Regions from separate parts of the Homo sapiens genome. Here region 1 is linked to region 2. A link is a contact called in ENCODE Hi-C data. All regions are on one chromosome and are shown on one strand. The core of a region is the stretch at or near the end of the contact, and the rest is flanking DNA. Distances in the headings are between cores, read along the strand shown.

What was found. A loop is a pair of places that touch in the nucleus more often than their neighbours do. Pooled maps may share reads with other maps.
Region 1: a map with no recorded cell type shows a loop between it and region 2 (9-fold over the local background). The contact joins the enhancer-like site here to the promoter of CCL3 in region 2. A Hi-C loop is called at or near these places in 2 of 37 single-sample maps with no recorded cell type and 3 of 50 pooled maps.

Annotation. Positions count from the first base shown.
Region 1 is chr17:37,825,111-37,831,326 of GRCh38, reverse strand. No RefSeq gene overlaps it. Among named protein-coding and RNA genes, the nearest start is that of HNF1B, 83 kb to the right of the region's middle. RefSeq lists enhancers at 4,242-4,989, 5,739-6,216. Within about 2 kb of position 1,579, at least 4 of the 41 ENCODE cell types and tissues checked have a DNase peak (open chromatin) inside an H3K27ac peak, as active enhancers do.
Region 2 is chr17:36,087,984-36,094,521 of GRCh38, reverse strand. It overlaps CCL3 (C-C motif chemokine ligand 3), which reads left to right and starts at 4,379. Exons shown (of 3, transcript NM_002983.3): 1 at 4,379-4,536; 2 at 5,225-5,339; 3 at 5,760-6,266. The coding sequence starts at 4,464. The coding sequence ends at 5,850. CCL3-AS1 (CCL3 antisense RNA 1) reads right to left here. Exons shown (of 3, transcript NR_186417.1): 3 at 4,660-4,976.

The sequences.
Region 1 (6,216 bases), core at 330-2,829, 1.7 Mb before region 2:
CTTGCTTTCACCTGCCGATCCCATTGTGAAGAAAGGTGCAGCATGCCTTCCAATATTTCTCCTAGAACAGCTCAAGTGAGGTGAAACAGTGGAAAGTCAGCCCTGCTGATTTGAATCATGCCACCCCACCTTACCAGCGCCCCAAATGTCAGCCTTCTTCCCACTCAGATGTGGTTGTCCTTGGAAAGACCCAGAACAGACGTTTCATCACCAAGTGGTACTAGACAAAAACGGAAGGTATAAGCAAAGCAGACATAAGTACTTATCAAGGTAGGTACTTCAGTCGTGCACTCTTTATGTAACTGACAACCCAATCGAATTTTTTTTTTTTTTTTTGAGATGAAGTCTCGCTTGTCACCCAGGCTGGAGTGCAATGGCACAATCTCGGCTCACTGCAACATCTGCCTCCCGGGTTCAAGCGATTCTCCAGACTCAGCCTCCCAAGTAGCTGGGACTACAGGTACGTGCCACCACACTTGGCTAGTTTTTGTATTTTTAGTAGAGACGGTGTTTCACTATGTTGGCCAGGCTGGTCTCGAACTCCTGACCTCATGATCTACCTGCCTCGGCTGAATTTTTTTTTAATGATGCAGAATTCTAGCTCATGTTCTGACTAAGGTAGGATTTAGGGGTGGGGGCAAGCAAGAATGCTATTACTCTGAGGTCTGGGTTGTCTTTAACAAGAGAACACTAAAACAGTGAAGAAAAATTGCCAATTGTTGTTTCAAAAAAAGAACAATAAAAGGCAAGCCCCCTGCCCCTGCCTGCTACTCTTTCCCCCTTAACACTCTCAGTCTCTCCATGAGATTTAAAAAAGAAAAGCCCAGGAAATTCCAAGCATGAATGCCTCCCCAGATAAGACAGAAATGGAAGAAAACCAAACTTTGAAAAGTAAGCATTTTGATCTTCATGCAAACATGGAGTTAATCTGGGGACAGCTAGGCACAATTACACAGATGAATTCATTGTGTGAAATGGTCGCTGAGCGTAGAGAATGTCAGTGCCAGTTCAGAGTCCAAGCTCTGTAGGGGTCATACCTGAATCTGCTGAGCTGAGCACATGGAAACCTCAGTGTGCATTCAGCCTTGACCATTCTTTTTAATTTATTTCAGAGTGGCTCACTGGGGTGGCTTCAGGAAATACAAATCAAGTATCCGCCGTGGTGTTTGAAAACATGCCGGGTTTTGATATGTGTTTGACTGAAAATAGAAATAAAAATCTATGGGTCTTTATTTACATGTGTTAAAGTTGTTCTTAAGATAATCGTATGTTTTTTAGACTCTTTTACCCTTCAAGTCAGCTTGTATTCATCTGGAGAGGAAGCCCTCTCGAGTGACAGCCTTAGGCTGATGGCAGCCAGGTGCTGACTGTGGTTGTGTCAAATTCCCCAGGGGTCCTAGGGGACATCATTCCTTGACTCTGGGTCTCCACATCTGTCAACTGAGGAGTCCCAGAACTGGTGGCTACAGTGCAAGTGAGGTGAAACAGTGGAAAGTCAGCCCTGTTGATCTGAATCATGCCACCCCACCCTTCCAGCACCCTGAATGTCGGCCTTCTCCCCACTCGGATGTGGTTGTCCTTGGAAAGACCCAGAACAGATATTTCACTACCAAGGGGTACTAGACAAAAACGGAAGGTATTAGCAAAGCAGAAGTATGTGCTGGACTAACTCCATTATCCAGTTCTCTAGTTCTGAGGCTCCAACTCAGTGGAGTTTGGAAATACCACTCCATCTTGAGGATTTGATTTTAAACAAATGGCTAGTATTTTGACAAGGTAAACTACTTGTGACTCTGCAGCCTAATTGACTTACCAAACCCACAGACTCAGGGCCCCAGCTGGAAAGGACTCAAGTCTTTTGTTTTAAACACCCATCCCTGTTCCAATCAAGAAAAAATTCTAAACTCATCAGGTATCATAGGCCATGATGCATGTGTGACATTTAGCATGACAAAGGAACTACATTATTGACAGGATCTTCTCAGTGTTTATAATTATAAAATATTTGCACTGAAAGAGTCCTTAACAAGCACGTAAACCCAGAATGATTAAGCAACTTGCCCAAGAGCACACAGGCAGCAGGGAGGGAGTCAGGACCAAAATGCAGGTCTCCTGGCTCCCAGCCGGGTTCAGGCTCCTGCATGTGCCCTTCAGAGATAGGAAAGTTCACCTTTTGAATTTGCCTTTTCATATTCACCTGCACCCTTAACAAATAGGGAATGGAAATGTTGAATTTTGAATGTTGGAGTTAGAGCATGTTGCAATTCATTAGAGAAATCAGGATTGATGAAAAATTCACAGTTGCCTAGTCTGTAGGACAGATGATGTTCTTCATTTGACGCTGCCCCTGTTTCGTCACCAGAAGCAGAGCAACCAGGAGACAACGGAAGGAAAGAGGCCCTGGTCTCCTCGGGAACTGTGTTACTGACAGAACAAGGAACAGCTTTGGCTGGAGATGTTTATGCTGACTTTGGAGTATGGATCAGAAGAGGGTCCTGGCTTGCTGATGGAGCTCAGGCCTATGGAAAACAGGATGATCTTAGAGTTAAAAACAAACAACCCTGGGTGTGGTCTCAGGGCCTGGGAGGAAAGGATGAGTCAGCTGAAACTGATGGAAATTAACGGTAAGTCTAAGAGAAGCTAGCATGGCACTGCAAGGTGAAGTGGGGGGAATGGCCCAGAATCAGAAGAGCTGAGCTTCCCTACATTTGGGCTGTGTGACCTTGGGCAGGAAATTTGCCCTGTTTCCTTTTCAGTGAGATAAGGAGAACCATACCTCCTGAAAGTATTAAAGGAGAAGATTTATATCTAGTTCCCTTCCTCCTCCACTTTCCTTAACAGAATCTCTCAAGAGATGCTGCCATTTCCTGAGCACCTGTGAGCTCATCTTATCCTCACAACTGAAAGTGCTTTTTCCGACGTCAGACATGGAAAAATATGGCACCTAAAAGAGGATGTCACTTTGACAACCAATACTCCCCCAGCCCAAAACCAATTATTATAATCACTGATGAAACTGTGATATGGCCTGTGATTCACTTACATACTCTTCTGTGTCCATAAGATCAGCTTCTGTCTTCCGCTTCCACCACTCCCAGTTCTCATTCTATTCCTAGTGTTACCTCTTGAAGATGATGCCTGTCCCTTAAGTAGCAGAAGCAGCTTTCTGTATCTGGAAGAGGAGGGGCCACACTGGGCTTGAGGAGACACCATGATTTATGGTCCTAGATGATGTCCCCTTCTCACCATTCCCACACACAGCCACCCTTTGAGCTTGCACCATCCTCATAGGGGACCCTGTTGGCACTACTATGTGGGGGAACAGCGACCCTCAAGGTTCAGGTGCAGAAGCAAGCACCCGTCAGGTGTGATCCTGGCTCTGCCACTCACTGTGGGACCTAAGCCAATCCACTTCCTCTCTCTGAGCCTCAGTTTTCCAAAGGGTAAAAAGAAGGATCTAGATGAGATACCTCTCAAGGGCCACTCCAGCTCAGATCCTCTGACTTGCTTAGTGTGTGATGAGAGTTATCTTCTCCCAGAAAAGGCTTCTTTTTCTAAAGCCAAGTGTAGTAAGGACTCCTCTACTCTTTCTAGGCATTTCAGACTTTCTTTAAAAAGATCTTATTTTGGCCCAGCGCGATGGCTAAAGCCTGTAATCCCAGCACTTTGGGAGGCCGAGGCGGGTGGATCACGAGGTCAGGAGTTCGAGACCAGCCTAACAAACATGGTGAAATCCCGTCTCTACTAAAGATACAAAAAAAAAAAAAAAAGAAAGAAAAAATTAGCCAAGCATGGTGGTGTGCACCTGTAATCCCAGCTACTCAGGAGGCTGAGGCAGGAGAATCACTTGAACCTGGGAGTCAGAGGTTGCAGTGAGCCGAGACTGCACTATTGTGCTCCAGCCTGGATGACAGGGCAAGACTGTCTCAAAAAAGAAAAAAAAAAAAAAAGAAAGAAAAAAAAGATCTTACTTTACCAGGCTTTTTGGGGCCCACTGCCACTCAGAGGCCAAAATTCTCCCAATGTCAGTGGCTAGAAGAAAATCAGATCAAAAAGTATCCCTGTGCCTCATCTGAACCCAGTTTCTGCTTTGAACCTTTTGCCAAGTCTAGGGCTTATCAGCCAGAGTGTGTGTGAATTACCACATGAAAGGACTCTCTTGGATCATATTTAAAAGAATCATCATTTCAATTTAGATCAGAAAAACACCCAGTCCTTCAGAAAATACATATAAATTCTTCTCTAAATGTCCAAACAGATTTATGCCATAGAAGATGTAATTATCTCCTTCTGGGATAAAGGAATCTTCTAGCTGTGAGGGTGAGCCAAGAAGCCAGAACTTTCTGCCTAAGAGGAGACTGCAGCAGGGCCACTACAGAAGGTTGTCCAAGTTGTTCACTGCACAAGGGCACTGGGCCAAAAGTGGGTAGGGGAGGCAGGAGTAGCTGCTTAAATCCAGCCTGAGCTCCACCGGCCAAGTCATGTGTTCAGTGCAAGGTTAGGTCAGTTCAAATGGAGGTGCACCTTTTGGTAATTCAGTAGAGGCACTGTATATGCTAGCAGGCAGCCACTCAGCATGGAAAAATGGGTCTTTCCTTTGTTAACAAACACAACAGCTCCCAAAGGCTCACAGCAAGAGCAGATGGCAGGAAAGCAGAAGTGAAGGCTGGGTGGCGGGGCAGGCGTGGGGAGAAGATGGGGAAACGATCTTGGGTGTCTGTAGAGGAGCTTACACCCTAATGCCTCCCAGCTGGCCTAAATGAACACAGTTCTGAGAAGACCCCAGTAAGAGACTGTTTCCAGCCCCTCCCCTCCTTTACTGCCCCTCCTTTCGGGCTCTCCTCAGCCTTCCCTGACCTCCCAGCCTACATCAGAGTCCCCATTGCAGGTTCTCTGAGCACCTTTGTTTTTCCTTTACAACACTCAAGCTGCACTTTGTAATTATGTGGGTGTAGGGAATTTGAGTCACCTCTATTCTCCCCCCGTTAGACTGGAAGCCGTGTGAAGGCAAACTATGTTGGGTTTTGCTCTTGTATCCCCAGGACCCAGCATAGTGTCTGGGGCATGAAGCAGGAACTATGAATGAATTAAAATGGTGTGAATTAAAGGGTGTGGGCCTTGCACTCTGCATCCCTTTTTGCCAGGCCTAGGAGGCTGTCTGGGCACAGTGACATGTGGTCACCATGATGTAAGTTCTGTGCCCACCCCCAGGAGACACAGTCCAGAAAAGACATATCCAACCCTGGCTAGGCATTCAAAACACATATGAAGACCAATGAAAGCAGCTTCCCAAAACCCACCCCAAGAGATTGTGATTCAGGGCTAGGATTTGTGTATTTAACAAGGTCCCCCAGGTGACACGAATCTGCCTATCAGAACCAACAGATACTGTTGCAATAGATACAAAGAAGCACGGGGACCAAAGAGAAGGAGGTCCCACATAAAGATCTGTGGAAGGCTTTCCAGCACAAATGATGTCCCAGCCAGGTCTTGATGGCTGGGAAGGGCATTCTGGGTCAAGGGAATGACATAAACAAAGACAGAGACAGAGACATTGGTGCACATGGGGTGAACAAATGGGGACAGGGCAGCAGGGTTGAATCCAAATGACAAGAATCCATTCCTGGGGGACGATCAAGCGTAAGTCACCCACCACTCAGCTGGGCTCCCAGAGCCCTTTTAGGTAAGAAGCCCATATTTTGGCAGTCCCCAGAGGAGTTCCTCTGCACCCCCATTTTTCATGCAGCTTCCATCCTATTTTCAGTCCCATTTCCTGTCTCCCTCTTTCTCATGTTCTTTCTCTAGTTAGACTGTGGGCTCCTGAGGTCCCATGGCCATCAGGGAAGTATTGCCATGGACTTCTTTGATAAATAGGCCTGATTTAAGAACTCTAAACTATCCTGGCTGGATATAGGAGACTGCTGAAGCTGGCAGAAATAGTAGTCCCTAAAGCCAATATCTACAGCCACGCATCTCCAGTGTGGCAGAGAAGGGTCACCTTACTTAATATAAAAGCAGTATCTGGAGCATGAAGGTCAGGCCCCAGAGAGGCCTGCACATCATGCTGCACTTCCATCTTTTTTCTTTTTTGAGCCCAGAATGAGGAGGTTAACGTTAGAAACAACAGAGAGGATGCCTGTGGGATGGGAGGGCAGATCCTCAAAGACCTGCCTGAGCCCTGCCTGAGCTGGAGGGGAGAATCCACACGCTGGGTGA
Region 2 (6,538 bases), core at 3,130-5,629:
CCATGGTCTTTCTTTCTCTCTTTCTTTCTTTTTTCTTTTTCTCTCTCTTTCTTTCTTTTGCTTTCTTTCTTTTTTCTTCCTTTCTCTCTTTCTTCTTTCTTTCTCTCTCTTTCTTTCTTCTTTCTTTCTCTTTCTCCTTTCTTTCTCTTTCTTTCTTTCCTTCCTTCCTTTCTTTTTAAAGCAAATCATAACCTTTTAGATCAAGTTACTGAAAACTTCTTTATATAAGTTTACATTTCTCTTTCTAATTGCATCTTTATCACGACACTCAATTCTATTTTTTTTTTTTTTTTTTTTTTTTTTTTGAAACAGAGTCTCGCTCTATCACCCAGGCTGGTCGCAGTGGTGCGATCTTGGCTCACTACAACCTCCCAGGTTCTGGTGATTCTCCTGCCTCAGCCTCCCAAGTACCTGGGACTACAAGCATGTGCCAACACGCCTGGCTAATTTTTTGTATTTTTAGTAGAGATGGGTTTCACCACGTTGGCCAGGCTGGTCTCAAACTCCTGGCCTCAGGTGATCCACCCACCTCGGCCTCCAAAAGTGCTGGGATTGCAGGCGTGAACCACCATGCCCCACTTCAATTCTCATTTTATTTAAAGATTCTTCCTTGGCTATGGAGACCCATCACACTTCTGACTCTCTCTCCTGATTCTGTGTGTGTGTGTGTGTGTATGTGTGTGTTTGTTTTATTTTAAGTTCAGGGATGCACATGCAGGTTTGTTACATACGTAAACTTGTGTCATGGGGGTTTGGTGTACAAGTGATTTCATCACCCAGGTATTAAGTCTAGTACCCATTAGTTATTTTTCCTGATTCTCTCCCCGTTTCCACTCACCATGGCCTTTCTTATCCTACCTTTCCCATTAGTATTTCAACTCCATAGTGAGAGTTCAGGCATAACACATATTGTTAGTCAAATCAGTGATTTATTTATTCATCAAATAGCTATTATGCTTCACTATATGTCAAGCATTGTGATTATCACTGGAGATACACTGGTAGCTAACACAGATAGTGGAATATAAAACTGACCAATTCCATCCACATGACCATGGGTACGTCATTTCAACTGGGAACATCAATTTACCACCTAGGAAATGTCTAAGACCCTCCCAACTCAACCCCGTCCTACATCTCCCTTATATTATTCATTCAATGTATATAAATTAAGCACATGCTGTGCATGTAACTATATTTCAATCCAAGCAAAACACATGGCAAAGGGATAGTTCCTGGTTTGGGGATTGATAGAGAAAGTCTTACAAATATATAAACACTGAGATAGAATTATATATTCAATAAATCATCTTTATTATAAAGAACACAATAATAAGAGATAGAGACTAGGTCACGAGGCTCATCATGTTATAATCATCATGTGCTAGGATTTGGTTTAAATCAACCAACAAGACATGGTCTGGAGTTGGTTTACAATCTGAGAAGACACTCTAAAAAATCTACCATTATAGGAGTGTTGTGAGGATCAAATATAATAAGTTGTGGTACAGGACGTGTAGCGTGTGGTACCTAGAGTCAGACTACCTGGATTTGAATCCCTGCTCTGCTAGTCATCAGCTTTACGGCCTTCGGAAAATTGCTTAACCTCTATTTACTTTGGTTTCTTCACCTATTCAACTGAGAAAGTATACTGGTAACTAAATCATAGGGTTGTTTTGAAGACAGTTCAAACGTGAATCCCTATTATGGAAATCAGCACATGGTGATCACTCAATAAAAATTACATATTGTGAACTAAAATTTGTGTAGTTGCTAATCTATCATTAGCGTGAAATAAAAATTTGTTTCCAAACTCCCACATTGCCTTTATTAAACTATAAATTTCTTGAGAAAAAGAAACTAAAATAAAATCAACAGGGCATGGTCTAGATTTTTGAAGAGCAAATTACATAGATAACTAATTATAACACACGGTGCTGTAATGACAGAGATAGAAGATGTCCCTTATCAGAACACTGACTGATTCAGCAGTTTCCATTTCCTTTTCTCACTCTCCACAACTCACAGAAGCCAGCTCTCAGAAATGGAATCACGAGTATGGAGGGGGTTCCCCTAAGAAGTGAGTGAGGGAATGCAATTCTGGGTATCACTGAGAGCTGGGAGGCAGAGGGTGGGGTGAGAAGGAGGCATTGCCTGTGATGTAGGTTTCTAATGATACAAGTGGCAGAGATACCTTTATTTGGAATTGGTAGCAATAGGGGAAGATACATGGATGCCAAAGCTCCGGTGAAACCTACCACGGCCCCTGATCTTGCTTCTGCTTCTCCTCCCTCAAGACTGGCACTAGCCATCATTGGGGTGGGAAGGAAACAGAGCCCATGTGTATTAAAAGACCTAAGTCTACAGACACTTAGAAAGGACAGAATTCCAAAGGCATGGTCGCACTTGGCTTCTGTCCTCTGTTATTCTCCAGCATCAAATGTATCAACTCTAACCCCTTTGGGGGGAATACAAGGCCTGTCCTGGTTTGGTCCCAATTTAGCTTTATCATCCATATTCACCCCCACTGCTCTGCAGCTCCACTGAAGCACCCCCTCTTTCCTCTGAACCCACAATGTCACACTCAGGACTCTGCCTCAGCTGGGCACTCATCTATAGATGCCTAAATCCCGGGCAGTTATCCAGACACAACTAAAGTTCCATCCCTTCCATGAAGCCTTCCCCAACCCTCTGGTGGAAGGTCACTTCTTCCCCTCGTGGGATTCTGAGCTTTCATTTCTTTTTCTACTAGGAGTCCTAGCACTTTCGGCTAAATGCTACAATTACCTGTTCATACACTCTACCTGCCCCCACGAGATCAGGGGCATCTCAGAAACAAAGATCATTAAAACCAACTAAATCTATTTCTCATTATAAAATGAGGTATGCTGATTGATTGTGAAAGAATAAAATAACAAAGTATGGAAAAGAAAAAAAAGCATATAATCTGGCTGAGAAGGTAGAGACCCTTCCACACCACTGAAATTATGTATTGAAAAGAATAAGTAAAAAACTGCTTCAATTTGGCATGATTTATGTAAGTATAGTATAGGATCCTTAAAATGGTTCAAAGAAATGGGAAATCAAGACTTCATTTTGGCCAAAACCATTGAACAGAAACTTCAGCATATTTATCAATAATTTCTTTCAGATTAAACAACTGACAACAACCTATTTTTCAACCAGTGATGTTGGAAATGTTTTTTTAAAAATTAGTTTATAAATTTGTGGGCTGACCAAGAAGGTAATAAAGTCTAACTAAGTAAAATGAGAAAAATTCAGAAAAAGAAAAAAATAAGAAAATAAATCACCCAGGGACCTATCACACAAATATAAGAACTATTCATTCTTTAAGGCATGTATTTCCAAGCCTTTGTATTTTTTTCCATGCTTAGGGTTGGCAAGGAATATATATATATTTGTACAAATATATATGTGTATATGTACAAATACATGTATATATAGTACAAATATATATATATATTTGTACAATTCTTCAGACTTTGTAGAATTTGTATAATGTCGTATCTTGCTTTTTTTAACCACTGATGTTATAAGCATATTTATGCCACTTCATTCATTTTAGAGACTTAATAATAAATGATCTAGTGGATAATTTATCATTCCCTGATGGAGAAAAATTTAGCTTTGTTTATTTTAGAGTTATAAACGATGCTGGGTCAGGTATCTTTATGTTTGAAGATGGCTCCATATTTGGGTTGTTTCCACAGAACTCTTTCCTAGAAATGCTTTTTCTAGGTTAATGGCTACAGATATTTCTAGGCACCTGACATATTGACACCCACCTCTAAAGTATTTTTATGATCCACAACTAGCGTTTAACACAGCGCCCTAGTCACTACATGACTAATAAATAGACAAATGACTGAAACATGACCTCATGCTTTCTATTCCTCCAGCTTTCATTCAGTTCTTTGCCTCTGGGAGGAGGAAGGGTTGTGCAGCCCTCCACAGCATCAGCCCATCAACCCTATCCCTGTGGTTATAGCAGCTGAGGAAGCAGAATTGCAGCTCTGTGGGAAGGAATGGGGCTGGAGAGTTCATGCACAGACCAGTTCTTATGAGAAGGGACTGACTAAGAATAGCCTTGGGTTGACATATACCCCTCTTCACACTCACAGGAGAAACCATTTCCCTATGAAACTATAACAAGTCATGAGTTGAGAGCTGAGAGTTAGAGAATAGCTCAAAGATGCTATTCTTGGATATCCTGAGCCCCTGTGGTCACCAGGGACCCTGAGTTGTGCAACTTAGCATGACAGCATCACTACGCTTAAAAATTTCCCTCCTCACCCCCAGATTCCATTTCCCCATCCGCCAGGGCTGCCTATAAAGAGGAGAGCTGGTTTCAGACTTCAGAAGGACACGGGCAGCAGACAGTGGTCAGTCCTTTCTTGGCTCTGCTGACACTCGAGCCCACATTCCGTCACCTGCTCAGAATCATGCAGGTCTCCACTGCTGCCCTTGCTGTCCTCCTCTGCACCATGGCTCTCTGCAACCAGTTCTCTGCATCACGTGAGTCTGAGTTTCGTTGTGGGTATCACCACTCTCTGGCCATGGTTAGACCACATCAATCTTTTCTTGTGGCCTAAAAGCCCCCAAGAGAAAAGAGAACTTCTTAAAGGGCTGCCAAACATCTTGGTCTTTCTCTTTAAGACTTTTATTTTTATCTCTAGAAGGGGTCTTAGCCCCCTAGTCTCCAGGTATGAGAATCTAGGCAGGGGCAGGGGAGTTACAGTCCCTTTTACAGATAGAAAAACAGGGTTCGAAACGAATCAGTTAGCAAGAGGCAGAATCCAGGGCTGCTTACTTCCCAGTGGGGTATGTTGTTCACTCTCCAGCTCACTCTAGGTCTCCCAGGAGCTCTGTCCCTTGGATGTCTTATGAGAGATGTCCAAGGCTTCTCTTGGGTTGGGGTATGACTTCTTGAACCAGACAAAATTCCCTGAAGAGAACTGAGATAAGAGAACAGTCCGTTCAGGTATCTGGATCACACAGAGAAACAGAGAACCCACTATGAAGAGTCAAGGAGAAAGAAGGATACAGACAGAAACAAAGAGACATTTCTCAGCAAAAATGCCCAAATGCCTTCCAGTCACTTGGTCTGAGCAAGCCTGCCTTCCTCAACTGCTCGGGGATCAGAAGCTGCCTGGCCTTTTCTTCTGAGCTGTGACTCGGGCTCATTCTCTTCCTTTCTCCACAGTTGCTGCTGACACGCCGACCGCCTGCTGCTTCAGCTACACCTCCCGGCAGATTCCACAGAATTTCATAGCTGACTACTTTGAGACGAGCAGCCAGTGCTCCAAGCCCGGTGTCATGTAAGTGCCAGTCTTCCTGCTCACCTCTATGGAGGTAGGGAGGGTCAGGGTTGGGGCAGAGACAGGCCAGAAGGCTATCCTGGAAAGGCCCAGCCTTCAGGAGCCTATCGGGGATACAGGACGCAGGGCTCCGAGGTGTGACCTGACTTGGAGCTGGAGTGAGGCATGTGTTACAGAGTCAGGAAGGGCTGCCCCAGCCCAGAGGAAAGGGACAGGAAGAAGGAGGCAGCGGGACACTCTGAGGGCCACCCCTACTGAGTCACTGAGAGAAGCTCTCTAGACAGAGATAGGCAGGGGGCCCCTGAAAGAGGAGCAAGCCCTGAGCTGCCCAGGACAGAGAGCAGAATGGTGGGGCCATGGTGGGCCCAGGATTCCCCTGCTGGATTCCCCAGTGCTTAACTCTTCCTCCCTTCTCCACAGCTTCCTAACCAAGCGAAGCCGGCAGGTCTGTGCTGACCCCAGTGAGGAGTGGGTCCAGAAATATGTCAGCGACCTGGAGCTGAGTGCCTGAGGGGTCCAGAAGCTTCGAGGCCCAGCGACCTCGGTGGGCCCAGTGGGGAGGAGCAGGAGCCTGAGCCTTGGGAACATGCGTGTGACCTCCACAGCTACCTCTTCTATGGACTGGTTGTTGCCAAACAGCCACACTGTGGGACTCTTCTTAACTTAAATTTTAATTTATTTATACTATTTAGTTTTTGTAATTTATTTTCGATTTCACAGTGTGTTTGTGATTGTTTGCTCTGAGAGTTCCCCTGTCCCCTCCCCCTTCCCTCACACCGCGTCTGGTGACAACCGAGTGGCTGTCATCAGCCTGTGTAGGCAGTCATGGCACCAAAGCCACCAGACTGACAAATGTGTATCGGATGCTTTTGTTCAGGGCTGTGATCGGCCTGGGGAAATAATAAAGATGCTCTTTTAAAAGGTAAACCAGTATTGAGTTTGGTTTTGTTTTTCTGGCAAATCAAAATCACTGGTTAAGAGGAATCATAGGCAAAGATTAGGAAGAGGTGAAATGGAGGGAAATTGGGAGAGATGGGGAGGGCTACCACAGAGTTATCCACTTTACAACGGAGACACAGTTCTGGAACATTGAAACTACGAATATGTTATAACTCAAATCATAACATGCATGCTCTAGGAGAATTCACTACTCGAATGGCCACCATTAAGCATAGTATTCTGTAGGGCATATTCATGAT